2 separate regions of the Homo sapiens genome follow, and region 1 is linked to region 2. Evidence: chromatin loops called from intact Hi-C (ENCODE). Cell type or tissue: endothelial cell of umbilical vein. All regions are shown on one strand.

What was found. Hi-C counts contacts between places; a loop is a spot of excess contacts. Peaks named below come from ENCODE experiments on the same cell type or tissue, not always from the same donor. Only the 100,000 strongest peaks of a DNase experiment are listed, where the experiment ranks them.
Region 1: it touches region 2 in a loop (16-fold over the local background); 2 of 110 quality-filtered maps call a loop at or near these places.

The regions. Positions count from the first base shown.
Region 1 is chr10:131,782,961-131,790,960 of GRCh38, reverse strand. LINC01164 (long intergenic non-protein coding RNA 1164) reads left to right here and starts at 762. Exons shown (of 5, transcript NR_038365.1): 1 at 762-884; 2 at 1,095-1,304. In endothelial cell of umbilical vein, a CTCF peak has its summit at 3,743 (motif pointing right); no DNase peak of the experiment used is centred here.
Region 2 is chr10:131,871,677-131,879,676 of GRCh38, reverse strand. It overlaps LOC105378565 (a long non-coding RNA gene), which reads left to right and starts at 4,350. Exons shown (of 2, transcript XR_946487.4): 1 at 4,350-4,934. LOC105378566 (a long non-coding RNA gene) reads right to left here and starts at 4,226. Exons shown (of 3, transcript XR_946488.1): 1 at 4,022-4,226; 2 at 630-718; 3 at 1-92. In endothelial cell of umbilical vein, a CTCF peak has its summit at 4,595; a DNase peak (open chromatin) is centred at 4,596.

The DNA.
Region 1 (8,000 bases), 89 kb after region 2:
GAGCATCTTGAATCTAAAAATCTGAAATCTGAAATGCTCCAAAATCTGAAACTTTCTGAGTGCTGACATGATGCTCAAAGGAAATGCTCACTGGAGCATTTTAGATTTTAGACTTTTGGATTCAAAATGCTCAACCATTAAGTGTAATGTAAATATTCCAAAATCCAAAACTCAAAACCTTTCTGGTCCCAACCATTTTGAATAAGAGATAACCTGTAGGATATTTTCATTTTCTTATTTTCTACTTCTATTTATTCTCCACATTATGTACCTGGCACATAGAAGATGTTTAATAACTAAGTATTGCTGAGTGAATAGTCAGGATAAGAACTCATTACTTTTTAGTCCATTTTTGGGAACTTAGGTTACAAAGTCTGCAGGGCCAGTGTTGTGGAAGTCACTGCTCTCTCCGACTCTTGGCAGGAAAAAGAGAAGTAGACTGCCTGTCTGCCAATGATGGCAGTCCCTGTGGGATACAAGGATGAGTGTGCCTGGTGCCCTCTCTACTGGAGCTCCAGTCCAGAGCTGGTGATGTGTCGGTGGACAAAGGACCGTGATAAAAGAAAGAATGGAGCAAGGACAGTCATCAAGTTCTCAGGGTGATTTGCTCACTGAACATCCCTGCTCCTCTGAAGCAGGCAAAGCAAGGGGACTTGCCTTGGCCAATGAAATTCAAGTACAAGTGTCATGTGGCAGTAGGGCCATGTGACTTGCCTTGGCCAATGAAATGTGAGCAGAAGTGTCATGGGGCTCTGCTGGGCAGAAGCTAAGAGCCAGCACTTGTTCACCATGTGCTCATTTCCTGTCTCTATGACAGGCTGCCGTGCTCCAGTTTGCGAATGCCCATCCACCTGTGAAGGGCTGAGCCAAGCCCTGGGCACGTGGTGAGTGACAGGCAGATCTTTGTGGAGGGAAGCCTCTGTGATTGCAGGACATTTGTTACTCGGTATAACCCAGCCTGTTCTAACTGACAGTGAACACAGCTCTGATTTACAGATAACACTGTGCTAACAAATCTATCATGTGCGTCTTACATCCTTGAATGTCATTGTAGGTTGGGGGTTGGGGTCTGAGTTCTGGTCCATTTTCCCCAGGCTTCATCTCCTGTGTCAATTCAGGCAAGAGGAAGAGAGAGGAGGAAGCTTCTAGATCCAAGCCAGAGGAGGTGGATGCAGCATCTGCCGCCCACAGCTTTGGGGCCTGGCCCAGCCTCCACCTGGCCGAGACACCCAACCCCGACCCCACCCACATGGGCGTGCAGAAGAGCCTGAGATGGTGCACACTGACCCATGGCAGAGTTACAGGTGACATTTCTTTTGTTTCTACATCCTAAATCTTTCTACAGTAGATGAACGTTTTGTAAGAGGACTTTTGCTGCCAGTTAGAAATGCATATTGCTGATGCACCCTCTGCAAGACCTTCTGAATCCAACGCCCTGGCGCAGTGGTCCTCAACCTTTTTGGCACCAGGGACACGTTTTGTGGAAGACAATTTCTCCACAGACTGGGGGTGGGGATGGTTTGGGGATGAAACTGTTCCATCTCAGATCATCAGGTATTAGATTCTCATAAGCAGTGGGCAACCGAGATCCCTCAAAAGCACGGTTCACAATAGGGATTGTGCTCCTATGAGAATCTAATGCCGCTGCTGATCTGACAGGAGGGTGAGCTTGGGTAGCAGTGCTCCTCAGCCTGCTGCTCACCTGCTGTGTGGCCTGGCTCCTAACAGGCCACAGACTGGTACTGGTTCATGGCTGGGAGTTGGGGACCCCTACCCTGCTGGATGGGGAGTCTCTAAGGTGTCATGGATGCCAGTGCAAAGCCTGTCTCCCCTGTGCCTCCCCTGTACCTCCCCCGCACCTCCCTGCACCTCTCTCTAGCCCTATTCCAGTGCCCTTCTTGGTGATGATGAGGCAGCTGAGGCCAGGGGCTTATTACTTCCCCAATTGCCACTGGCAATGGGGTTCCTCTGTGTGCTGGATTGGCGAGGGGACTAGCCCCCAAATTCTATCCTGAAGGTCTGCTATCTAGAGCTTTCAGGTGTGGTATCAGTGGTCTTAGATGGAGCTTCTCCAGCAGAGCTAGGGACAAAGGCTTGAGTTCAGGCTGTTTCTTTGGGCAGGGGTCTCAGGGCTCAGGCGAGCAGGAGTGAGTTGAGCGAGGGAGGGAAGGAGTGAATGGGAATACCAGATGGCTTATCCAATCGACAGCCGCTTGGAGTGGCTGATGCTGGGCTTTTTGAGACCTTCTGAGGCCCTTTATGAAATGCATCTCAGCACAGTCTCCTTGGGACAGTAAAGGAAAGAGAACTTATTATCTGCTTCTGTCCTGGCCGTGGAGGCCCTGTCTTTGGAGACTTGCATAACTGTGATTGCTGAGCAGCCTCCTGCAGGTGACCCCGGGGCCAAGGCAGGAAGTAAGAGGTGAGCAGATCTCCGAGCCCAGGTGGTGTCAGGTGACACCTATGCAAAGTGGATCAGAGCCTGGGAGGTACTGGGTGAAGTGCGAGGTGAGGCTGGGAGGGTTTTCATGTGGGGTATAAAAGGTATCCCATAGAATTACCTTACATAATGAGGTTTTGCACACGAGATGGGGCATACTCCTCCCTGTTCTGCACCCTGGATAATCCCTGGAGTGTGAGGGAAGGGAACATTTTATAGAATAGGACTGGTGGGAAGGTTCACTGTAGGGGACAATCAAGGAGAAAGAATAAAAGATTTTGCAAAACACCAAGCTGAAGTTTAGCTTCACTCTGTGGCTTTGGCGACCTGACCCCAGAGCACGTGCTGGTCCTGTGAACTTTGATGCTGCTGAGCTTTCCCCCATGCAGTTCCCTGCTTTGAATATGTGTCTTTCACATTGGGGTTGGGGTTACCCATCTCTTTCCTTAGCTGAAATGGCAACTTTTTCTCCCTGCCACCCCTCAAATCAGATAGAAGAAATTGCTTCTTCCTCTTGCTCCCGTAGTGCCTTTGGACGAACACTTGTCATATCAGATTATAATTCTTATATATGTGTATATATGTCTGCTCATTTTCCTTGCCAGGCTGTGGGTCTTTTGAAGGCAGAAATTGTGTCTTAATTTTCTGAGCATTCAGCACCCGGCCCAGTGACCAGTCCAGCCATGTGATAAATAACTATTGCATGGAATTAAATTATCTTGTACAATAATTATATATAAATATGTTTTATATGAATAAGTACAAAAATATATAAATGTTTATGTTTTATATACACATATATAAAACACGTATATCTCCTATATATTTACCTTTACATATCATAACAACAAAATGGAATCAGGGTGCACTTGGTTTGACTTCTTAGAAAACTCACAGTGGCTCATAGCTACCGGTTCCTTTTCACTGTGATTAGAGCCTTTTAATTTGCAACCATCTCAGTGAGATCGAATTCTAGGTATTTTCTTTAAAGCAAGCATCTTCACTCTGTACTGTGTTCTTTCAAAGTTGCATGTGTAACTTTGTGAATGTGCACGTGTGTTCATTTTCCCAGGGAGATCCTCCCACATTTTATCAGGGTTTCAAAAGCATCTATGACCAGTTAAGAAATGCTGCCTCAAGGCTTGTGCTCGGATTATACTTGTCACATGTAGGATTAACAATGAATAAGTTCACATATTTTACCATTTTCCCCTAAATAGATGAGAAAAATATGTTCATTGCTACCTTTACCAAAACACAGTTGTAGCGTGGACTTCACTTTTTGGAACATGACATGTGACACTGTGACCACCACCAGGTGGCAGCAGATTTTAATCACATACTTGGTTTTTGAAATGGTGAATAAATTAGAATTAAAAAAAAGAGTCAAGTCAATAAATTCGAATCTATATAATGCCGGCGATAGATGTCACTTCAGTCAAAACCCAGTGTGGTTTTTTTTGTTATTGCTGTTTCGTTTTGTTTTTGTTTTTTCCACTGCGTTGGCCAGAGCTTTCAGGTGGCACAGGAAAAGGCGAGCCCAGCTCCAAGGACTGTACGGTGTGCACTGACAACACTGTTACCTTAGTCTCCTTGGCCTGGGAACATAGGTTCCAGAGGTTTGCCTGTGCATAACCAAAGTTCCCAGCCGACAAGCACTTAAACTCAGAACTGCCGGGATCCTCAGAACAGAACAAGTCTCCATGCCTCTTCTTACAGCAGGTCATAACTCAGTGGAACCAGTTCCATTGTGATCAATGACCTAGGACATTCACACTGGTACAGATTTGTGTATTTTCTATTGAAAAAGATAATATTCTTTTGAAAAAAATTCAATGTTATCCTTAAAATGTTGACGCTTATGTCTTAAAGACATGACATTTACGGTGATGTTTCTTAGGCCCATTTTTCCTTGTCAGGTGCATGCACGTACCCATTAGTTCCTGCGCAGGATGATAAATGCAGTAAGAGCTTGATGAAGATTTTATGAATGAATCAGCGCAGAACCCTTCTCCTTGGCCAAGTGGATCTGATACACAACAAAGGACCTGACTTCTTCCATTGAGCACATCTGGGGGAATCAGTTTGTTGAAGCTTCAGTGGGGCTACAGATGCACATAATTCCTTCTTGAGAAAGCTCCTCTTGCTCAGGATTGATCTTAAAAAGCAAGAATTAGGGGAAAAGAGAAGGGAACTAACCTTGCTGAATTTTGGGAAATGGGGATAGCAATGTTAGAAGTGAAGGGTAGGCAAGGGCCTGTCAGCCACCCTGCAGGGGAGCTGGGCGGCCAGAGGAGCCCAGTCCACCCTGAGCAGAGCCGTGGGCTGGGAATGCGGCAGGTGATAGAGGGGAAGGGGCTCGTGGTGGCCTGACTCCTGCCTGGTGTGCAGAAGCAGGGAGCACAGCAGCTCTCCGTCCCCTAGGGCAGCTCCGCAAGGTCAACCGGATGAACTCTGATGCTCACCTTTCTCCTCATTTCTACAGTCGCTGCTTTTGTGTAACGTTGGCTCAGCAGCCCTGTAGGAGTTAGGGGGATTGGCTTTGGAGTAACGCCCGGGCTGGGAGCTGGTTCTGCCATTTATTCTCTGGGTAATGTCTGGCAAGTTGCTTCTCTGCATCTCATTTTTTCCTTCTGTTAAATGGGGATAGCAATGGTGTCTGCCTCATGGACGGTGGTGAGAATTAAACCAGGTAATTGACACAAAAGGCCCAGGGGCACGTCTGGTGCATAGTAGGTGGTCAATGAATAGTAAATAGGGTTTTGAAGTGGCTTATTTCGGTATTCTTTTGAGTAGTAGCCAGTGGAGGCCAGATGGCTTCTGAATTATCACAATTGATTTTCTATATGCTCTTGGGTATAAAGTTTCCACTGAATTCAGTGAGCTGCAAGGTGTCACCGAGAAGAAACAGGCCATGGTGGCATCAGTGGCCTTTTGGGGGATTGGGTCCAGCCCTGGGCCTGGAATATTCTGGGCTCTGGAGGAAGGAGTCAGGAGTGCCGTGGGGAGTGTCTCAGCAGGGCAATGGCAGGGGAAGGGGAAAGTCTATAGAACAGGACTGCTGGGCAGTTTCTGCTGCTGTAGGGGAGAACCAAGGAGAGAGAATAAGAGATTTTGCAAGACACCAAGCTGAAGTTGAGCTGCACTCTGTGGCTTTGGTGACCCCAACTCAGAGTGCTTGTTTTTCCCGGGAAGGTGTGGAGCAGGAAGCAAGGGGCCTCTCGGCTCGGGCCAGGGTGTCTGGTTCCAGGCCGGGGTCGGTATGCACGGAGGCGGTGAGTGTGGGCAAGCCACTCAACCTCGCTGGGTCACAGCTGCTGCATCTGTAAATGGCGGTCACAGCGATGACAACCTCTAGTTGTTGTGAGAAGACACCATTTATGACACTTAGAGCAACGTTGGGCCCAGAGTCAGCCCCGCAAAGGCAGGAGGAATCATCAGTCACATTGACACGGACGTGGAGGGATGGGCCCCTCCACTGCACGTAGGTGAGGGGAGGAGCCAGAGGTGATGACAGGGTGTCCACCTGCACAGGATGGGAGGCCCAGAGGAGAGACTGGCTTCGAGGCGGTGGGGGAGGGGAGCTCCTCTGGTCTGCTGGGGTTGAGATTGGGGACCTCTGGCTGACATGGCAGGATTGACTAGATGTGCTGTGGAAATGGGTCCCACTGAGGAAGTCTACAGTGGCCACATTGTGGCGAGGGCAAGGCTGGGGTCCCGTGGGCGGGGGCACTGTCCACTTCAGCAGTCAGAGACATGTGACCAGTTGCTTCACCAACAACCTCTGACTCTCAGTGGCTCCAGGCACAAGGTCTATTTTATTTCTGAAGATGTCAGGCAAGAGTGGGTGGTCAATACACCGAGATGGGTGCACATCATGGGATGGTGAATTTCATGCTTTAACTTGACTGGGCCGCGCACCCAGACATTTTTTGGGTGTGTCTGTGAGGATGTTTCTGGATGGGACCAGCATTGGAACCTGTAGACTGAGTAGGGCAGATGGTGCTCCCTGGTTAGGGCAGCCCCTGCAATCAGGCGAAGGCTTGAGTAGAACGAAAGGGTGGGTCTCCTGCTTTCCTCCTGTCTAATCGCCTTGAGAGGGGACATTGGTTTTCCCTGCTTTTGGACTAGAACTGAATCATGAACCTTTTTCTGGTTTTGAGCCTGCTGGATTTTGGACTGGAACTTACACTGTTTGGTCTCCTGGGTCTCCAGCTTGCAAATGGCAGAACTGGGACTTGTCAGCCTCCATAACTGTGTGAGCAACTCCTTACAATCAATCTCTCTCTCTCTCTCTCATCAGGAAGTGTGGGAATCCTCAGTCCTTTGTCATCTTGGGAGAAAGAATTTGGCCAAGAGACAGTTTATGGAGTTTATTCTCTTATCCAAGAAGATAATTTATGGAAGGAAAATTGGGAGCAGAGGGTTTATTTAAAGGGACAGTGCACTCTGAAAGATGAGACAGAGGGGGCAGCTGAAGGAGAATGAGCTACAGCCCCTGAGGGTTCTACGCTGGGTTTTTATGACTTTGTATTTTTTCCTGAAGTTCCCACCTCTGTCTTAAGGCTCTGCCTTTTTTGGGAGGGTCTAGTTTTGTCATTCCTGTCTTAAGTCCCCACCTTCTCCTCACCTAGTTCTCACCCTGGGCTTCTGGGACCCTCCTTTACTATCAGGCGGTACCCATGCCAGGCCAGTGTTGGATGCAAATTCTACCTAATGGCTGTGTTGCTCATTACCTCCACTCGGGAAGGTTGTATCATGGCCAGATCTGCACTTACTGCGACTGCTTGTCTCTGAGTTTCTCCTTTGTTTTCTTTCCTCTTTATCAGCACGCAGACAGCTCTGCTCTGACAGGTTGACTGTGGAGGGAGTGATGACTGGGTGTCTCTAAGGGGTGTTCCTTCCTGCATCAGTATATCCCCTCCTCTGCTCATTTCCAGCATGCATGTTTCTGGTGGTCCCTGGGGTGTGAGACTTTTCCAGACCTCCCTTTTCTCAGGGGCTCCCTCTCCTGCTCATGTCTAGCCATCTGCCCATTATTTTATTTTATTTAGTAGAGATGGAGTTTCACCATGTTGGCCAGGGTGGTCTCAAACTTCTGACCTCAAGTGATCTGCCTGTGTTGGCCTCCCAAAGTGCTGAGATTACAGGCATGAGCCACCCCACCTGGCCGCTATCTGCCTATTCTAACAGATCTGTCTCTACCTATTGATTATCTATTATCTATCTGTATTAGTTCGTTCTCATGCTGCTATAAATAACTGCCTGAGACTAGATAATTTATAAAGGAAAGAGGGTTGACTCACACTTCCACATTGCTGGGGAGGCCCCAGGAAACTTACAATCATGGTGGAAAGCAGAGGAGAAGCAGGCACCTCTTCACAGGGCGGCAGGAGAGAGAATAACAACTAGCAGGGGAAATGCCAGGTGCTTATAAAACCATCAGATCTTGTGAGACTCACTCACTATCATGAGAACAGCATTGGGGAAACTGCCCCCGAGATCCAATTCCCTTCACCTGGTCCCACCCTTAACACATGGGGATTATGGGGGTTACAAT
Region 2 (8,000 bases):
TGTGCTGTGGCCTCTGGAACTGAGCCCACGATGCCCTGAGGTTTGCCCGTGCCGCCTCATCCTCCAGGCGTCTCTCTGAGCTCCACCTTGCACTTGGAAGAAATGCAGCGAGAGATGAGCTGACACCCAAAAGGAATAAAAAACCACGGAAAATCTTTGCTGTAGCCTCTCGAGAAGTGTCTGAGAGGAATGGTGCTGCATGAACAATGGATCCTGCCACTCCCCAAAACGTCTGTCCACCAAGCAGGGCGCTCTCTTCTCGGACTTCATCCAAACCCAGCAGTCCCCAGCCTCTCCCTGTGGGTCTCGATGTGCTGTCTTCTCTTCGGCGAGAACTCTTTCTTTTTTTTTTTTGAGATGGAGTTTTACTCTTGTTGCCCAGGTTGGAGTGCAATGGCACCATCTTGGCTCACTGCAACCTCCACCTCCTGGGTTCAAGCGATTCTCCTGCCTCAGCCTCTCAAGTAGCTGGGATTACAGGCATGCACCACCATGCCCGGCTAATTCTGTATTTTTAGTAGAGATGGGGTTTCTCCATGTGGGTCAGGCTGGTCTTGAATTCCCGACCTCAGGTGATCAACCCGCCCCGGCCCCTCAAAGTGTTGGGATTACAGGTGTAAGCCACCTACCTCGCCCAGCCAAGAGAACCCTTTCTAATGCTGATGTGGTTGGTCAATCATGGCTTCCACAGGTCAGTCCCCGTTGTGATTCTCAGAACCTGTGAATGTGACTTTACTTGGAAAAGGGGTTTTGTAATGTGATTAAGAGTCTTGGGATGGTGAGATCATCCTGGATCATCCTGGTAGGCCCTAAATGTCACTACACGCATCCTAATTAGAGAGAGGCAGGGGGAGACTTAACACACGCAGGGGAGGAGGCAGCGTGAAGACGGTGGGGAGAGTGGAGTGATGTGGCCAAAAGCCAACCACTGCTGGTAGCCCCTGCAGCGGGAGGAGGAAAGAAAGCCTCCCGAGGGGGCACAGCCCTGCTGACACCTTGATTTTGGCCCTGTGAAACTGGTTTTGGACTTCTGGCCTCTAGAACTGTGAGAGAATACAGTTCTGTTGTCTTAAGCTGTAAAATTGATGGTAGCTTGTTACAGCAGCTGTGGGAAACTGAGACACCCTCCAACCTGGTTTTGCTGGACTTCTCTGCGTACTTTGGATACAAGCCCTTTATCAGATGTGTGTTTTGAAAATATTTTCTCCCAGTCTGTGGCTTGTTTTTTCATTTACTTGACAGCATCTTTTACAGAGCAGAGGTTTGAAATTTTAATGAAATCAAACCTCAATTTGGGGTTGTATCTGAAAACCAAACCCAAGGTCACATACATTTTCTGTATGGCATATTCTGGAACTGTTCATTTTGCATTCTACATTTTGGTCTGTAATCCACTTTGAGTAAATTTTGTGAAGGGTAGAGGATCTGTGTCTAGACTGATTTTTTTTTTTTTTTGCACGGGGTATGCAGTTATTCCAGCAGCGTTTGTTGAAAAGATCGTCTCTGCGCTATTGTATTTGCTGGTGTGCCTTTGTCAAAGGTCAGTTGATACTTATGTGGGTCGATTTCTGCACTCTCTGTTTTACTATGTTGACTTGTTTGCTTGTTCTTTAGCCAATACCACACTGTCTTGATTACTGTCACTTTATAATAAGACTCGGAGTTGGGTGGTGTCAGTCCTCTGACTCTTTTCTCCTTTAATATTGTGTAGGCTATTTTAGGTCTTTGCCTTTCTGAATAAACTTTAAAATCAGTTTGTCAGTATCCATGAAATAACTCACTGGGATTTTGATTGGGAGTGCATTGAATCTATAGAGGAAGTCAGGGAGAACTGACATCTTGACAATATCGAGTCTTCCTATCCATGAACACGGAGTGTCTCTCTATTTATTTAGCTCTTAGATTTTTTTCATTAGAGTTTTGTTGTTTTCTTCATATGGGTCTTATACATATTTTGTTGGATTTATACCTAAGTATTTCATTTTCTTGGAGCTTACATAAATGGTGTTGTGTTTTTAATCTCAAATTCCAATTGTCCAATGAATGCTATAGAGGAAAGAAATGGACTTTTGTATATTAACCCTGTGTCCTGGAGCCTTGCTATAATCACTTATTAATTCCAGGATTTTTTGGGGGGTGATTCTTTGAGATTTCCTACATAGAAAATCATGTCATCTGTGAACAGTTTTGTTTCTTCTTTCTCAATCTATACACGTGTTATTTCCTCTTCTTTTCTTACTGCACTAGCTATGACTTCCTATACGACGTTGAATAGGAGTGGCCAGAGGGGACATCCTTGCCTTCTTTCTGATCTTAGAAGAAAAGCATCTAGTTTTTCACCATCTAATGTTAACTGTAGCTTCTTTGTAGATGTTCCTTATCTACTTGGGGAAGGTCCATTATGTAAAAAGTTTATTAAGTTACTACAGCCGAGCGTGGTGGCTCATGCCTGTAATCCCAGCACTTTGGGAGGTGGAGGTGGGCAGATCACCTGACGTCAGGAGTTCAAAACCAGCCTGGCCAACATGGTGAAACCCCATCTCTACCAAAAATACAAAAATTGTCCAGGTATGGTGGCAGGCGCCTGTAATCTCAGCTACTCGGGAGGCTGAGACACAAGAATCGCTTGAACCCGGGAGCCAGAGGTTGCAGTGAGCCGAGATCGCATCACTGCACTCCAGCCTGGGCAAGACAGCAAGACTCTGTCTCAAAAAAAAAAAAAAAAAAAAGAAAGTTTACTAAGTTACTATAAGACGTTCTCTTCTTAAAAAACCTATTTAGAAAGTTAGTTTCCAGAATTAACAGTGGAAACGTGGCAGGGAGCATCTCTCTCCACATGGCTGCCTGTAGATTCCCCTTTCCTCTTTGCTCCAGGACAGACCCCTCCTCCCTCCGGGCAGACCCTCCAGCTCCCACCCACTTGGGCCTCTCCTGTGCGTCTCCCGCAGCACCTAGGCCTCTGCCCTCCCCTTGCCCGCTGGTCTCTTCACTGTCAGAGTCTCCCGTGCTCCAGCCTTTCCTTCGGTCTGGAAAATTGCCAGATCACTGAAGTGACACCTTTGGATTTAATCAGCCTTTCTTAAAGGAAAAGTTGTTTTTCTAAAGCAGATTGGAAGAATGAGGTTTTATATGCTGGGTGTTGTAATACCTGATGAGGCTTTGTTCAATACCCTATTAGCACCTTCACGGGGCAACTAGTGTGTTGGGCCAGGATTCAGGGTCACCGCCCCTCCCCTCCCAGGGAGTCCCGTGCCTACCGGAGGAGGGGGGGAGTCTCAGGAGACAAAGGAAGGTGGAACCTAGGCAGAGTCCCAGTGACACTCCTGGCCGGGGGTGCAGCGACCTGGTGGGACGTGGCCTCCTATTATCTATCCCCTCTTACAGATGAGCAAACTGAGGCATAGCAGGAGGAAGTAACTTCCCAAAGTCACATGGCTAATTTGTGGCAATCCAGGCCTGGAGCCTGAAACCCGAGTCCGAGCAGGAGAAGGTGCTTCTCTATCTTCCCCTCCGATCCTGGCCCCCAGGCGAGGGAGGGCGGGCCAGCTGGGTGGGGAATGGTTCGGGGCCTGCAGTGACCACTGGCAGGGAATTGGCCATCTGTCCCCTCCCTCTCTGGGCCTGAAGAGACAAGAAGTCTGCCTCGAAAGACAGGAAGAGCTAAGAAGAGAGAAGTGGGCAGCAGGGCCTGTGGAGGGGAAGCAGGGACTGTGGGGTCTCCTCCGGCCACCGGAAGGAGAGCCTGAGCTCGACCCCTGAGGCTGTGTCCAGGATGCCAGCCTCCCTGCAAGGGAGGGGAGGGAGAAGCCTGGGTCCAGGTGGAAGCCCCTTCAGGCCCTGCGTGGCTCCTGGGGACTGTGCCCTAATGCCTGCTCATGTCCACCCTCCCACACCTGGAGGATTGGGGCTGGGGCTCTAGGGGTCCTGCTGATGGCCTGGAATGGGGCCGCCTGCAGCCGCCCAATGGGAGACAAAGCCCTGCATGTGTCACGGGCCGGGGCCTGCCCCCAAAGACACAAACCGTGCAGAAACAGAGGGCAGCATCCCCCTTGAGGCAGAAGCAGCTGAAGGTGTTGGGGGGCAGTGGCCTGTGGCTCAGTTTTCCTTAAGATCCACCCAGGCCCCTCAGCGCCACTGCCGTGTCCTCTGGGGAGGGGCAGGCGGGGCCAAAACGCTCTTTGGTAGGTTATGTAGACAAGGTCTAAATAATTTAGACTCGGGACACATTCCAAAGGCAAACATCCTCCCTGGCTGGGAGATCCTGACACCTGCCTCTTCCAAGGGAAAGTTCCCATGGAAACAAACCGCCACTCCCACCCGCCCCAGCTGAGAGCCCTCCACCCTTAGACTCCATTCTGGAGGGCTGGAGCTTTGCGGGGCACCTTCACACTCGCCCAGCTGGTGCTTCCCTGGCTGGGGAGGGCGGGCAGGGCTCGGGGCTTGGCCGGCAGCCCCTGGGGAGGTGCATACTCGCCTCCTGGCTCCTTCCTGGCATGGTCCCGGCAGCGGGAGGCAGCTGCACCAGGCCGGAGGAGGGGCTCAGAAAGCAAACGCAAGCAACAGCAATGAGAGGGACTTGCCGCGGGGTGGTGCTCTCGGACCTCATTTGAAAGGATTGGGAGCCGGCTCTTTCAGGCAACTTCCCTTTTCGTTGGACTTCTGTTAAATTGTCTGCAAAACCCACAGGAGGACATCTGAAATGAGATACAGCATTGCTGAAATTTATCACAGCTTTCATGTTCTGTTTCCCAAGACTACTCTCCCCTCCTCCTCGAGCTCCTCCTCGTTCTCCTCCACCTTTGTCATCCGTCATCACCTTTTAACTTTCATTGTTTTAGAGAGGAGGAAACTGAGGCATTTTCCTGACAGTCTTTGAAAGAAAGAGAAAAATCAAACAAAGAGAATGCCCGTTTCATTCACCTCATAAGAAACAGGTAGGAAAAAAAAATGCTCATTTCTCCTGAGTTTGGACACAAAATCTTCCTCCTGGGTTGGCCACTAGGGAACAAAGTTCTGGTCTCTGAGAAATGCTATTAAAATATTCCGTGACTATTTCATTTTAAATGTTAATCTGGTTTCCACTCGAGTTGTGAAGAAGAAAGTGGGAGATTCTGTCGCGATTCAGTCTTCAAAAAGGTTTTGTGATGTTAGGTTTAGAGCTTTGCTTATTGATGTCACCAAATCCGGCCAGTAAAATTAAGAGAAAAGAAGTAGGTTTGCCAAATCACGGGTGCAATTGCAGATGTGTTGTTGGTTACACGGACACCTCCACCGTTTCCATGGGTCCCTCAACTTTGCATTTCTGGAGCAGGGCTGGGCATGTGTAGCATTGCTGAGCCTCCCAGGAAGAAGCCAGGAGGTGAGTGTGCACCTCCTCGGGGGCTGCCCTCCAAACCCTGGGCCCTCCCACCCCCAGCCAGGGAAGCATCGGCTGGGTGAGTGTGGAGATGCCTCTCTAAGCTCCAGCCCCCAGAATGGAGTCTAAGGGTGGAGGGGTCTCAGCTGGGGGGTAGGAGTTTGTTTCCGTGGAATCTTCCCCTCGGAAGAGCAGGTGTCAGGATGCAGGAATGAGGGTCTCCCAGATGGGCCACGGGGACCAGTTTCCTGGGAGAAGTTGCACGGGGTCCGGTTCCAGCGCCCTGAGGGAAACAAAGCCATTTTCTAGCACAGAGGAAAGAGACACTGAGGCATTTTCCTTCTGGGGTGGGCGTGGTTGGGCCACTCTGCTTTCTCCTGGTGGATTTGGTCAGAGCCTCTGAGGTCTCCCTGCATGGCACTGGGCCTGGCCTGAGCACCATGTCCTTGGCCTCAGCCTGTCCTTCCCGGCCTCCCAGGAATTCCCCCCAAGCTCCGAGGTAGACCAGATACACGTTTGTTGAATTAAAGAATTAACGTTGGCCGGGCACGGTGGCTCACGCCTGTAATCCCAGCACTTTGGGAGGCCGAGGCTGGTGGATGGCCTGAGCTCAGGAGTTCGTGAACAGCTAGGGTAACACGGTGAAACCCTGTCTCTACTAAAGTACAAAAAATTAGCTGGGCATGGCAGCATGTGTCTGTAGTCCCAGCTATTCAGGAGGCTGAGGCAGGAGAATCGCTTGAACCCAGGAGGCGGAGATGGCAGTGAGCTGAGATTGCGCCACTGCACTTCAGCCTGGGTGACAGAGCAAGACTCTGTCTTAAAAAAAAAAAAAGTAGAATTAATGTCTGCTCTGAATTCCAGAGCTCCAGGAAGCTCTGATTATAGAAACAGGCCTCCTTGTTTATGGGGGTCCCCTACTGAGGAGACTCAAAGCCTGCGGCATCCTCTGACTTTGAAGGGGCTCCTGTAGGGAGTGGTTGCAGGGTGCAGGTGCGGACATGCCAGGCTGTGCAGGGGAAAGTGGCCAGGTGCTGTCCAGAACTAGCTCCAGCGCCTCAGGCCTCCGCTCAGTGCTGCCACAACCCGGGAATGAGGGCGTCCCCACAGCGCCCAGGAGCAGAGTCCACCCCTTCCAAAGCCAGCGTCCAGGGTTGCTGCGTGACCCGCTTTCCCCCCATGCCGGTCACACTCGGTACCACTGTTGACTCAGGAAACAGCTCCCTAGCAGGGGTGGAACCTGGAGTTGGGCTCCCTAGCCACAGCCACTTGAGGTTGTTCTGTGAGGGAGCTGGCAAGCCTGGGCTGCCCTGCTCCTGCCTGCTCGGAGTGCAGCACGAGGACGAGCCGGGACCTCTCCCCCGTGTGGTTAGTAAGAGTGGATGTGCAGCTCCAGGGAGTGAGCAGCAGGCTCTTTGGTTTCATGGAATCACGGACCAGCGCTGCCTCACTGAGGTCCCCGGGAGGGCATGACAGCCTGGGAACCTCTGGAGGATGGGATCCAGTTAGAGATCTTTTCCTCGTGAGGCTCAGCATTCGGGCAGCTCCTCTGTTGGATTAGGAGGGCCCTGACTTAGATCCCAGGCAGGGCAGGACCCGGGGACATCACAGGGTGCTTGAGGGAAGGGAGAGCCTGGGGTCTGGCTGAGTAGGAGGCGGGTTCGGCAGGCATGGTGACGCCTGGGCCTGTGAGGCCGCCCTGATGCACGGAGTGTTTGGGGCGGTGGCTGTGGCCATAGCACGAAGGAAGGAAGCACTAAGCCCAGAGCCCAGGGATGGGCACCGCTGAGGACCTGCAGGGACCCCCGTCCTTGAGGGGACTTGTCTACAGCAGTGGCACCCGGTGGCAGCAAGAGTGACAGTGGTGGATTCAGAAACCCACGCGGGCTCCTGGCATTTTGAGGGTGGGGTGGAGGTGGCGAGAGGGACTTCCTGGGAAGACATTATCTGGGAAACAAAAGGGAAGGGACCAGAATTATGTCCCAGGACACAGCACGCTGCCCTGTGTTCTCCTGGAGGGCCAGGGTGGGCCTCCACCTCTCTGGGGGTGCTCGTTCACAGAGGATCCCCTATGTAAGCCTCGGGTGAGTTGAGTTGGGGTCTGGCCAGGGCTCCCACTGATTGCCATTGTCTCCGCCTTCAGGGACCACAGAGACCCCCGGGCCTGCTCCGGGTTTGCCATGGGCTCTGGCTGCTGGGAATGGGGCCTGTGTGCCTGTGTCCCCGGCTCGGACTAAAGGCTCCCGCGTTGAAGTCAGGGGTTAATACCCTGCTCTTGATTCCAGAGCTGGAAAGACTCCACGTTCTCCTCTCTCTCTTGTCCCCTAGCTCCCTGTCATGGTGAGACCCCACTGGTCTGAGACAGCAGGGATTTCTGATTCTTCTGGTTACAGGTTGACGAACTCAGTTCCGACCTCTAGTCCCCGGGAGGACTTTCCAGAACCCTCTGTGCCACCAAGTTTCTCCTCTGGGTGTCCAGCATCCTGCCCTGAGGGTTGGCTCACGGCCCACTCCTGCTCCCGGCTGTGAGCCCTGGAGCCCCGGCGTCTCCCCAGAGCTTGGTACACCCAGCTGGTCAGAAAACCTTTGCAGGACCCAAGGGCAGGCCCTGCATGGACCCTGGGCCCAGGCTCCCGATTTCCTC